Regions from separate parts of the Homo sapiens genome. Here region 2 is linked to region 1. A link is a loop called in an ENCODE intact Hi-C map of the cell type or tissue named here. Cell type or tissue: B cell. All regions are shown on one strand. Links, peaks and the distances in the headings refer to the core of each region. The heading gives the core; the rest is flanking DNA.

Region 1 (5,385 bases), core at 246-5,245:
TTGCTTATTAAAATAATTCCTGACATTTTGGCTTCTACATCTTTTCTCCCTAGGTGTCAGGCCTAATCAGTGAAGTAGACTGGAATTAAACACCCCATCTTTTTCTGTCAGAGTTCTCAGTTGTCACCAATTAAAATCTAGTAGTAGCAGAAAAGGAATTTATTAAAGAATATAAGATTTCCCAGGAGGCCGGAAAGCAGGCTGGGAGGCTTCCCAGCCAGCACCAATTCTCAGAGTCACAGTAAAGAACAGACCAGGTGGGAATAACTGCTGACTCCACCAGGCACAGACTCCTGCTGGTACTAGCTCGTGGTGTGACCTTAGCCATCCCTCCCTCTAGTAACTGAATTCACCAGCTGCCATTCTCACCAGAGTGGGCTCTAGGTGGCACTTGTTTCTTTGCAATACATGCTTGTGATTAGAAAACTTGCTGAGGTGCACGTGATTGTCTGGGTCTGTGTCACAGACCAGTGTACTGGCTGCAGAGGAGGTGGGGAATTCTCCAAATATAGGAAGTGTGTTCAATTGTGTTGAGAAGCCCAGACGAGTGATAACATGTTCACTTGAACATCGCTGTCCTCGGGTTCTCTTCCTCTCCTCTATACCTACCCCCAACTACACCCACGCCAAAGCCACAGTACCTTTCCTCCTCATCCACTTAAAGCCAAATATTTCATTAGAATTGAATTATTTGAGGCCTGTCACCACCACCTCACCAAACATGCCCAGACATGACTGAACCTCAGCACTGGAAACACTTAGGCTCAAGCTGAAAGTTTCTTAAGTGCTACACATTAGAAACAACCAACCATTCCTAAACTAGTCCATGAAACCACAGGACACTAAGAAAGGATAGCCCAGATCTAGTAAAGAACACAAACATGTTTTCATGACAGTGATAATAGATCTTCGTTTACACCACCACTGATTTGAAAGGCTATACTGTTTGTTTTGTTTCTTCTTTTATTCTTTATTCAATATTCAACTTAACTATTGAGTGGACCTAAGCACTGTTAATAAAGCAGTAAACAAAGCCCTGCCCATAAAGTGTTAATATTCTAGAGGGAGACGCAGACTATGAACAAGGACTCAAATGCATACACAGTGTAAGTTCAGACAGTGATAAGTACATTAAGGAAAATAAAGGAGGGTTAAGGAATAGACGGTGATGGGACTGATGCTCATTTATATTGAGTGGTCTGGGAAGGTTCAAGCAGATTTGAATCATGGAACAGTGTAATATGAAGAGATTTGGGATCAGAGGTGCCTGAGTTGAAAACATACCCAGGAGCTAAAGTGAGAGGAAGAAGGTCAGAGTGTGGTGGAAAGAAGCCTGAAGATGAAATGAGACAGATAAATAGGGCCAAAATATGGAGGTTCTTGTGGGCCACCATTAGGAGTTTAGCTTTTATTCTAAGCATAATTGAAAGCCATTGGATAGTTCTAAGATGAGCAGTGATGATAGGCTTAGACTTACATTTTTTCAAAGTTCTCACTGGCTGCCCTATAAATAGTAGATTATGGGGTTTTAAATTGGAGATGAGGAACCTCTCAGTAGACTTTGCTGTGATCCAGGTAGAGAAACATGTTGGGTTGGACGAGGGTGGGAGCAGTGGAGATGGTGAGATCAGATCAGGTTTGGGATGTATTTTGCAGCCCAGTCTGTCAGGATTTGCTGATGCTTTGTATGTGAAAATGAGGCAGAAAGAATCCAGTATGAACTTCTAGGAAAGCACTTTGTGACCGATTGTATTTTATGGAAATGACTACAGTATTTCCTGTTAATATAGTTTTCCAGAAACTTGCTACTCCCTCATCAAGAGTTGGAGTCTGTGTCCTATCCCCTTGGAACTAAGAGGGCTTTTGTTAGACTTTTAACTATTAAAATATGGCAGAAGTGATACATGTCTTTTCTGAGTCATTAAAACGTGATCCCACTGCTGCCTGATTTCACTGGGACACTCATGCTGTAACCCAGCTACCATGCTGTGAGGAAGCCCAGGTCGCATGGAAAGGGCCAAGTGGAAAGGCACCCAGGCCCCAGCCCTCAGTATCAGCTATGCTTCCTGCCAACAGTCAAGATTTTCTTGCTAGCTTTTGAGTGAGGTTTATTGGACGTATGCTCTCAGATGCATGACTGGATCCTTCTCATTACTACACTTATTCCAGTCCTTGATTTTTGTCTACAAAGTGATTTGAACTATTAGAAAACGTCCCCAAAGCAGGCTATAAATGGCCCTGAGCTCAGTCTCCATTTTGTATGATTCACAGTGCCCTTCTCCCCGTTTTTCCATCAGACAGGACATCTTTCTCTGAACCTGTCGTCCACTCTGTTCTTATTCCTCTGCTGCCCTCTAGGGGCCATTAGCCACATTGCCCCATTTAGATCCTTTATGCTTGGGGGAAAAAAAAAAAGTTACCATTGATTGACTGGAAGGAACTATTCTAAACACTTCATATATACTTACTCCTTTATTCTTGACAATCCTATAAGGCAGATACTACTATTAGCCTCCTTTTAAAGATGAGACAACAGAGATTAAAAAATTAAGTAATTTGTCTAGGCAAGGTCCTACAATGACAAAGCTGGAATTTGAACCAAGGCAGTCTTGTTCTAGAGTTTATATCTGCATTATCCTCCTTCTCCTTTGGTAGGACAAAGTAGATCTATTGGGCATGCATATGAGACTTGTTTACATCTATACCTTGTAAAAATAAATTTGCTTTTAAACTTAGGTATTTATCTTTTGCCTTGATGACGGCAGCAGGTGCCTAAATGGCCTCCCCAGGCATGAACAGATTCCCCACCAGTTCTGCTCTCCATGCGGTAACCAGAGTGACCTTTTTAAAAAATTGTGAATGAATAAACTAAAGAATACTTTCTCTCATCACCTCTTCTCTATACAGAAAAAAATATAACCAGTCTTACCAAAAAGTTAGATTAGTCAGCTAAGCAAACAGGGTTCGAATATTCTAGCACCCTGAAACCACAGTCTAAAATGGTCTTCTGATGTGTGGTTATAACACTTAATATACAGTGTTTGTCTCTTAGTAACTTTAGGTTTATCTTATTCAGCATCACATTATTTATCCTGTAAGGAAGTAAGCATATCTTCTCTGTTTCATAAGAAGATACCTTACTGTACAAAATGGTACTGTGGCCTAAAGTCACCCAATAAATATGGTGCAGGTTTGGAGTTGTTACTTAGAGTAGAATGCAACTCCTAAAATCTAAATATTTTTCAAAACCTGGATGAGATGTGCAGTGGAACCCTGTAAACACAATCTTTTTTTTGAGACGGAGTCTCGCTCTTTCGCCCAGGCCGGAGTGCAGTGGCGCTATCTCGGCTCACTGCAAGCTCCGCCTCCCGGGTTCACGCCATTCTCCTGCCTTAGCCTCCGGAGTAGCTGGGACTACAGGCGCCCGCCACCGCGCCCGGCTAATTTTTTATGTTTTTAGTTGATACGGGGTTTCACTGTGTTAGCCAGGATGGTCTCGATCTCCTGACCTCGTGATCTGCCCGCCTCGGCCTTCCAAAGTGCTGGGATTACAGGCAGGAGCCACCGCGCCCAGACAACACAATCTTAAACAGAAGCTTTATATGTAAACCACATAAAAGCTGCGCAAGTTGAATAGGAGGCAATAAATGAGGGAGGTGTGTGCTTGGGCCTCTAGAAAGACATAGGAAGCATATTTGAGAAATCTCTAGGGCTTGGCTTCAAAAACATTATTGTAAAGCATGTGTGCATCTAAGGTAACGGCGCTATAACTTGTAATAAAGATGGGAAGGAGAGAAGCTGCCAATCCCAAACTGATGGTCAATATTTGTGGATTCCAACATTCCCAGTTCCTTTATTTATTTCTGGACTATCTAGTTTTCTATGGCTCATCAAATAAAAATCAATATGCCCATATTTACACAAAGCCACCTTCATGCCCTCTTCCAGGAGGAACCAGAGAACTTGAGACTTCCCAGCTACAATTTCCAACCTTGCTCTTCTGGGTTTTCCATTCCATGTTGAGCACTCAGAGATTTTACTAGGTTTAAGCTTTCTTGCCTGGTGGGTGGGAGTAGGGAGGGGGGTGGAAATGAGGTGACCATTTATTGAGTATTTGCTCTGAGGCAGTGGTGGTGGGGTCGGGGGTTCCTTCCTGCTTATCAGAGCTGTGCACCTGCTCACTTGCCAGATGATATGCAAAAAAGAATCCAAAGAAGCAGCAAGAAAGCCAATACGTTTTCTTAGATCAAAATGACATATCCCAAAGCTCCTCTCTTTCCGATTATTTTTGATGAGAGCAAAATTATTATACTCAACTCCAGTGTGAATCTACATCACAGGGGGAGATTATTTTAGGTGAAAATTCCCTTATGATTAAATAGATGTTTGTGTGCTTATTTTTGTTGTTTTAAGAATCCTCCAGGATAATTCTGATGCAAACAGGCCTAAAGCCAGAAAGACTGACATACAGGTTTATTTGATAAATTGAAGTTTATTAAATACTATGACCATTATTTTCTGCATTAACCTTATAATATTGGTCACTTGTCTTCCTTTCAAGTTTAAAAACATTTTTTTAAACAGGCTTGAAACCTGCGGGGAAAACATATTATTGTGACATATCACATATCACAACATATCACATTGGCCCTGAGGATTAAACTGTTTCCAGATCCATCTGGTCTGACAGACATAAGTGATTGATTCTTGCTTGGTCTGTAACACACCCCAAATGCATTCACCTGCTATGCCATTGCCCCCTCTTCATTTTCTACTATGAGCTTTAAAAAACTGGAGTTATACATCTCATGGCTCTTAAACTAATGCATGGCTTGTTCCTGACTGCCTTCCAGCACTGGAAGAAAAAAGTAATATCTTTGTGACAGCATGATTACTTCCACCTGTGACAGCTCTTCTCCATTGTGAAATCTGCAAAGAAATCATCTGGAAGGGGAAAATACATGTGTTCTGGGATTAAAGACATAACAGGCATGTACTGAATGTGTCAAAAAATTTGAGATGTTGAGGGAGCTGAAGACAAGCCCTCTACATTGTAGATGTAGTACCATAAGGAATTTTCTAAAGAAGTCTTATGAAGCAATTGTTTTCAGTGGTTTACTACATTTATGAATCTTCAGCCCATCAGTGGAAAATATGATGCTCTGAGAGTCAGCCATGAAGCTGGGCTAGAGTGGGGTGCTAGTTTATCTTGAAAGATAGTTCTTTCAAGATGTATAATGCCCTGTTTCTCCCAGCTATTACATTTCACTTCATTTCTCTAGACCACAGGGTTCTAAGACACTTAGTCTAATTTAGAGGCAGTCTTTTGTTAAGACACCACTGAAGCATATAAAGTTCAGCCAGTGGGACCCAATTGGGTAGCTT
Region 2 (5,385 bases), core at 207-5,206, 1.0 Mb before region 1:
GCCTAGTAGTGGCAAACAGGCAGAGCATGATAAAACTTATACTCTTCTTGCAGTTTTGCTTATCTTGAAGGTCAGTCACCACTTTGGACCTAGTGCCAATTTTCTCATTACAACATGAAAAGCAAATAACTCTGTTATTTCTCTCATACCCCAATGCCAGGATTATAACAGGGTAGTTTTGTTGTTGTTGTTGTTTTTGGTTTTTTGCCTTGTTCTTATGTCTTTAACATCCTAGGAAATACTTCAGTGAATCTTTTCACTTTATCAGATTGGCAAAGAATAAAAGCCTGACAATACTGAGTGTTGACAAGAATGCAGAACAATGAGAACATTCATACAATGCTGATGGGACTATATATTGGTTAATCCCCTTGGAAATCAACTTGTCAATGTTTAGAATAGTTGAAGATTCATATAACCTCAGACCTAGCAATGCTACTTCTGGGAATAAACTCTGAATGTTTCTATAAAAAACACTTATGAGAATGTTCCTTATGGCTTTATTGGTAATTGTAAAAACTGGAAATAGGATACATTTCCATTTAAAGTAGAATAGATAAATTGTAGTATATATTTGTTTCAGATCTTATATTTGTTTTAAGGGAATATGTACATACTTTTCTATATTTGAAACAAATATAGCAAAATGTTAAAATTTTATAAAGTTGGTCTGTGGATACATTGATGATGGCCATATATTCTCTATACTCCCCTGTTTTTGAAATGTTACGAAAAAAGCACTACTGCTATAAGTTGTTTATTTTCATTCAATAAATGAGTTGAGCATCTTCTACAAGTCAGGCATTATGCTAAGTGCTAGGAGTCCCTGTCTTCAGAAAACTTGGAATAATGTGGGGACTTTCTGAAACAATCCTCTCTGACCCCATGGCAATTAATTTGTACCTCTGTTATCATCTTCTGCCTTCTATTATGGCTTCAGGTTCATGACATTTTTCTCTCTATAGCAATGCTATCCCATACAACTTTCCACAGCAATCAAAATATTCTATAGCTCTGTTGTTCAATATGGTAGCCACCAGCCACCATTTAGCCATTGAATACTTGAAATGTGACTAATTTAACTGAGGAACTGGATTTTTAATTCTAATTAATTTTGTTTTAAATAGCCTCATGTCACTAGAAGCTACAGTATTGGACAGCACAGCTGCAGAGTGTCTGTTCTTTGAGGGTAAGGACTGTGTCTTTCTCATTTTTGTAGCCCTTGCCTGGAGTCCTAGTTACATTCTCAGAGAGTACCTAGCAAGATACTGTATCTCACAGAAGATTTTTTTTTTTTTTTTTTCAGACAGGATCTCACTCTGTCACCCAGGCTGGAGTGCACTGGTGTGATCCTAGCTCACCACAACCTCATACTCCCAGGCTCAAGCAATCCTCTTGCTTCAGCCTCCCCAGTGGCTGGGGGCTGGGACTAGAGGAATGCATCACCATGCCCAACTAATTAAAAAAAAATTTTTTTTTTTTGTAGAGACAGGATCTCACTATATTGCCCAGGCTGGTCTCGAACTTCTGAGCTTAACAGTCCTGCTGCCTCAGCCTCCCAAAGTGTTGGCATTACAGGTGTGAGTCACTGCACCTGGCTCACAGAAGACATTTGACAAATATCTGTTTAATTCTGGAATTAAATCCTTGTTGGTGTCATTGCCTACCATGTACTCCTGGGAAATTCACTTAATCCTTGTTTATTCATTTATCAAATATGTACTGTACACCAGTTCTGTGATGAGCCAAGGGAATACAAAAATAAATAAAATATAGACACTGTCCTTGAGGAATTCATGATCTTGTCTGAGCAATAGTTGTCTTAGAAATAAAACAAGAAGGTTAATCCTGAAGATTTCTAAGATATCTTCCAGCCTTAACGTTCTATGAATATATTCATTGAATTGTTCATTTGTGCCTAAGATCACTTTGAAAGTTTATGAAAATTGACAATAAATCAATAAAATAAAGGTATTTAAACTTGTCAACAGCCCTTTGGTCCCATTCATTCATTTAACAAATATTTACAAAACACTTGCTATGGATGTTTTGATTGCCTCCTCTTTGGTGAGAGCAATTTTCACTCCAGGATCATGGGGATAGCTGAACACACAACAGCTCACTACTAGACAGTTGAGATTGATAGTAGTTTGTTAGTCACATGAAGTCACAGCCCGGGGGAGGAAGATACCCCATGCCATGCAGAGCCACACAGGGTTGCACTCAGGGCCAGAGTGAAGAGCCAAGTGCCATGGAGGCAGGATTTGTAGTATCAAGGGGGTGAGGTGGCCTAGTTCCTGTGGGAGGAAGTGATTGACTTGTTTGAATAATTCCCTAAGCAGGCAGAGAACCCACTAGTACGGGATAAACAGGAACTCTGTCTGGTTCATTTGATAAGGAGGGCTATTTGGCTAGGGGACCTTGTTCATGGGAGCAGAACAGGCGAGAAGAAACTTGCAGTTAGGCCATTTGATACCCTCCTGATTTTACCATATATGTCAAGGCAACATGTAAAATTGAGGCTTAATAGGCAACACATAAAATTGAGCCTTAATTCTAGGATTTCCATCACAATGGGTCAGACATTATGCCAGGCACCCTCATGGGCAAGACAAGAACAAGTGAGTCCTGCCCTCATGGGTCTTACAGTTTAACTTTTAGGGGCATATTGGTGGAATCAGTGGATTATACTGTAGTTTACAACTGGAACTTTTGTTGCCACCTCTCTAACTCTGCCATGGGTCCCAGGGCCCAAGAGCATGGAGAATGGATGATGGCGTCTTTTGGCCACTAGAGGGCATTTCCTGCTTTCTGCATAGGCCCCTGGGTTCCTTGGGTTTTTGCTAAAATTGCGAGTTCAGTGTGCTGGTTGATTCTTAACTCTGGTACGCATCAGAACCAGTTGGGAAAATTTTAAAACAGAGCTTCACCTCCAGAGATTCTATTCGGTAGGAATAGGGTTGAGCTTGGGCCTCTGTGATTTGCCATTTCCCATGTGATTCTGATGGGTAAGCAGAGCTGAACAGTGAAACCTTTCGATAAGATAAGACTACATTCCAATTTACAGGGATTCTCATTTTAGCGTAAGAAATAAAATAAGGATTCCTCACATGTTTACCTATTCAATTAGCCCATCACGGCATAAACAACCATCCTTTTTTTTTCTTACAAAGCATGTCTGAAGGCCAGAACAACTATCCCTTTTGAGTTAAATTTTAAAGTAAAATTTGATCATTCTTGGGTTCAGGATTTTATTTTATTGATTTTTTTTCAATGTTCAATTTCTTCTTAATTTTGTCTAGATTCTCTGTTCTCCAAATGTAAAATCAAGAATGAGAACGCTGGCAGAAGTAAGGAAAGATGAGACCTGTTTTGAAAACGAAGTTTTAGAGGAACTATGTGAACAGATTGTGTTCTTCAGGGGCCTGGCACATGATGACATCTAACACCCATGGCCAACAGCATTCATAATCACCAATACGCAGCATCATACTCTGTCTACTGGCAATTCCCAGAGATCCAAGAAATATGTAAAACACTGGCTAGAAAGTGTTCTTGTGGCACGAGGCGGTGCTCATCAGGTGGCTTTAGGGTGCACTGGTCACCTGTTACGTGCAGGTCTCCTGGAGGACCTGAGTCCCTGCCCCAGCTCAGCCCACACCACCTCTGTCACCCTGAGACTTATAACCAGGCCAGGCGCGATGGCTCATGCCTATAATCTCAGCACGATGGGAGGCCGAGGCGAGTGGATCACTTGAGGTCAGGAGTTCAAGACCAGCCTAGCCAACATCTCTACTAAAAATATACAAAAATTAGCTGGGCGTGGTGGTACACGACTGTAGTCCCAGCTACTTGGGAGACTGAGGCAGGCGAATTGCTTGAACCCGGGAGGTGGAGGTTGCAGTGAGCTGAGATCGCGCCACTGCACTCCAGTCTGAGTGACGGAGCAAGACCCCAGCTCAAAAAAAAAAAAAAGGCCATTGAGTCCCTGTCTCTTCAGTAGTACTCTCCTTAAGGTCATTGGGAGGATTAAATGAGATAGTGTAATGTACATTAAAGTCATTTATAAATATTTCTAAATGATTTATAAATTATTTCTAAAACCAAAATAGCCCAGACCTCACCAGACGCAGCCTGTGAGTGGCAACAAGTCACACTGACATTCGTGCTGAATTATAATGATGGGCTACTTAAGAAGGAATGCTTGTGGCTGCCCTGAGTCTAAATACAAAAGCCGCCTTGCCTTTGGAAGCAAGGTAGAGGTGGGAAGACTGGCCCTATCACCACCCAATGCTGCGCATGTCGTCTAGATTCCCAAAGCTGCAAGCTTGCAAACTAGGTGCTTTGGTTTGGGCTCTGGAGAAACCCCTCCAGCCAGTGTGAACCTGTATGAGTGTTGGGGGGTGGGGAGGGGGAGCAAAATAGATGGGACTTTATGCCTTCCCCTTCTATTTTCTTTATCCGCCCTCCACCATCTCTCTCCCAGGCCAGACACAAAATTCTTCTCTTCTTCTGCTCAAAAACCGAACTCTCCCAAGCATTCACTTCTGCAAGCAGTTACCTGAAGGAGTCACCATCTATAAACAGCTCCTGTCTGAATGGCATTGAGGCACAATAGGGCACCCTGCCACAGAGATATACAGGGTTATCATGCCCACCTCCTGACTCACTCCTTTCTCATTTGATCCTGAGAAACAGGAAGTAAAAGGCCACAATAATTGGAAATGACCTGACTTCCCATCCATTTAACACTGAGTCACCGAGTCCTTAGGTGCTCTCCTCAGTTAAAGTTTTACCATGATGACTTTTGCTGTTGTTGCTGCTTCATTTTGATTGGTGAATGAAATGGCTCCCCCAAAACCTTAAGTAAGTTCTTGAGTGATGTGTGTATGGTTGCTTGTTTTAAAATCAGTGTTATTATTTGATTATAAATTCTTCTATGAAAGAAGTTGAAAGGAAGACTCCAGGCAAGAGACCCACGGAGTTATTTAAGGATTATAGACTTATTTTCAAGGCAGTTATGCTAAATTATGGATGATGCACTCCCTGGAAGACAATGTGAGCCTCTCTAGAAAAGGCAAGTGTTTCTCTTTTAGGTAAGTTGACAATTTATGTCTGCCCTCCGGTGACTTTAAAATCACACAAAAGACTATTCTATTTATTAATTGTCAAGAATTTTTTTAAAGCTCCCAGGGCTAAATTATATATGTCCCCTTCCAACCAGGATAATTAAATAATAGAATACAGTATATCGGGTCCTGGTGGGGTGGACAGCAGAGCTGCCGACCAAACACGCTGGGACCTCACTTGGCCTGAGAACTATCCGAGAGCACTTTTTTTTTTCTTTTAAAACCCAGTTTAGGAGGCTCATTTACGAGCCTATGC

The links. Peaks named below come from ENCODE experiments on the same cell type or tissue, not always from the same donor. Only the 100,000 strongest peaks of a DNase experiment are listed, where the experiment ranks them.
Region 2: a loop joins it to region 1, with 6 times the contacts of the local background. A loop is called at or near these places in 4 of 110 quality-filtered maps.

The regions. Positions count from the first base shown.
Region 1 is chr12:68,037,610-68,042,994 of GRCh38, reverse strand. No RefSeq gene overlaps it. Among named protein-coding and RNA genes, the nearest start is that of IFNG-AS1, 51 kb to the right of the region's middle. RefSeq lists an enhancer at 539-788. In B cell, for the core only: CTCF peaks have their summits at 393 (motif pointing right), 2,118 and 2,345 (motif pointing left); DNase peaks (open chromatin) are centred at 464 and 2,334; H3K27ac peaks cover 1,272 bases.
Region 2 is chr12:69,067,925-69,073,309 of GRCh38, reverse strand. No RefSeq gene overlaps it. Among named protein-coding and RNA genes, the nearest start is that of TODL, 63 kb to the right of the region's middle. RefSeq lists an enhancer at 4,248-5,385. In B cell, for the core only: CTCF peaks have their summits at 2,601 and 2,803 (motif pointing right); a DNase peak (open chromatin) is centred at 2,789.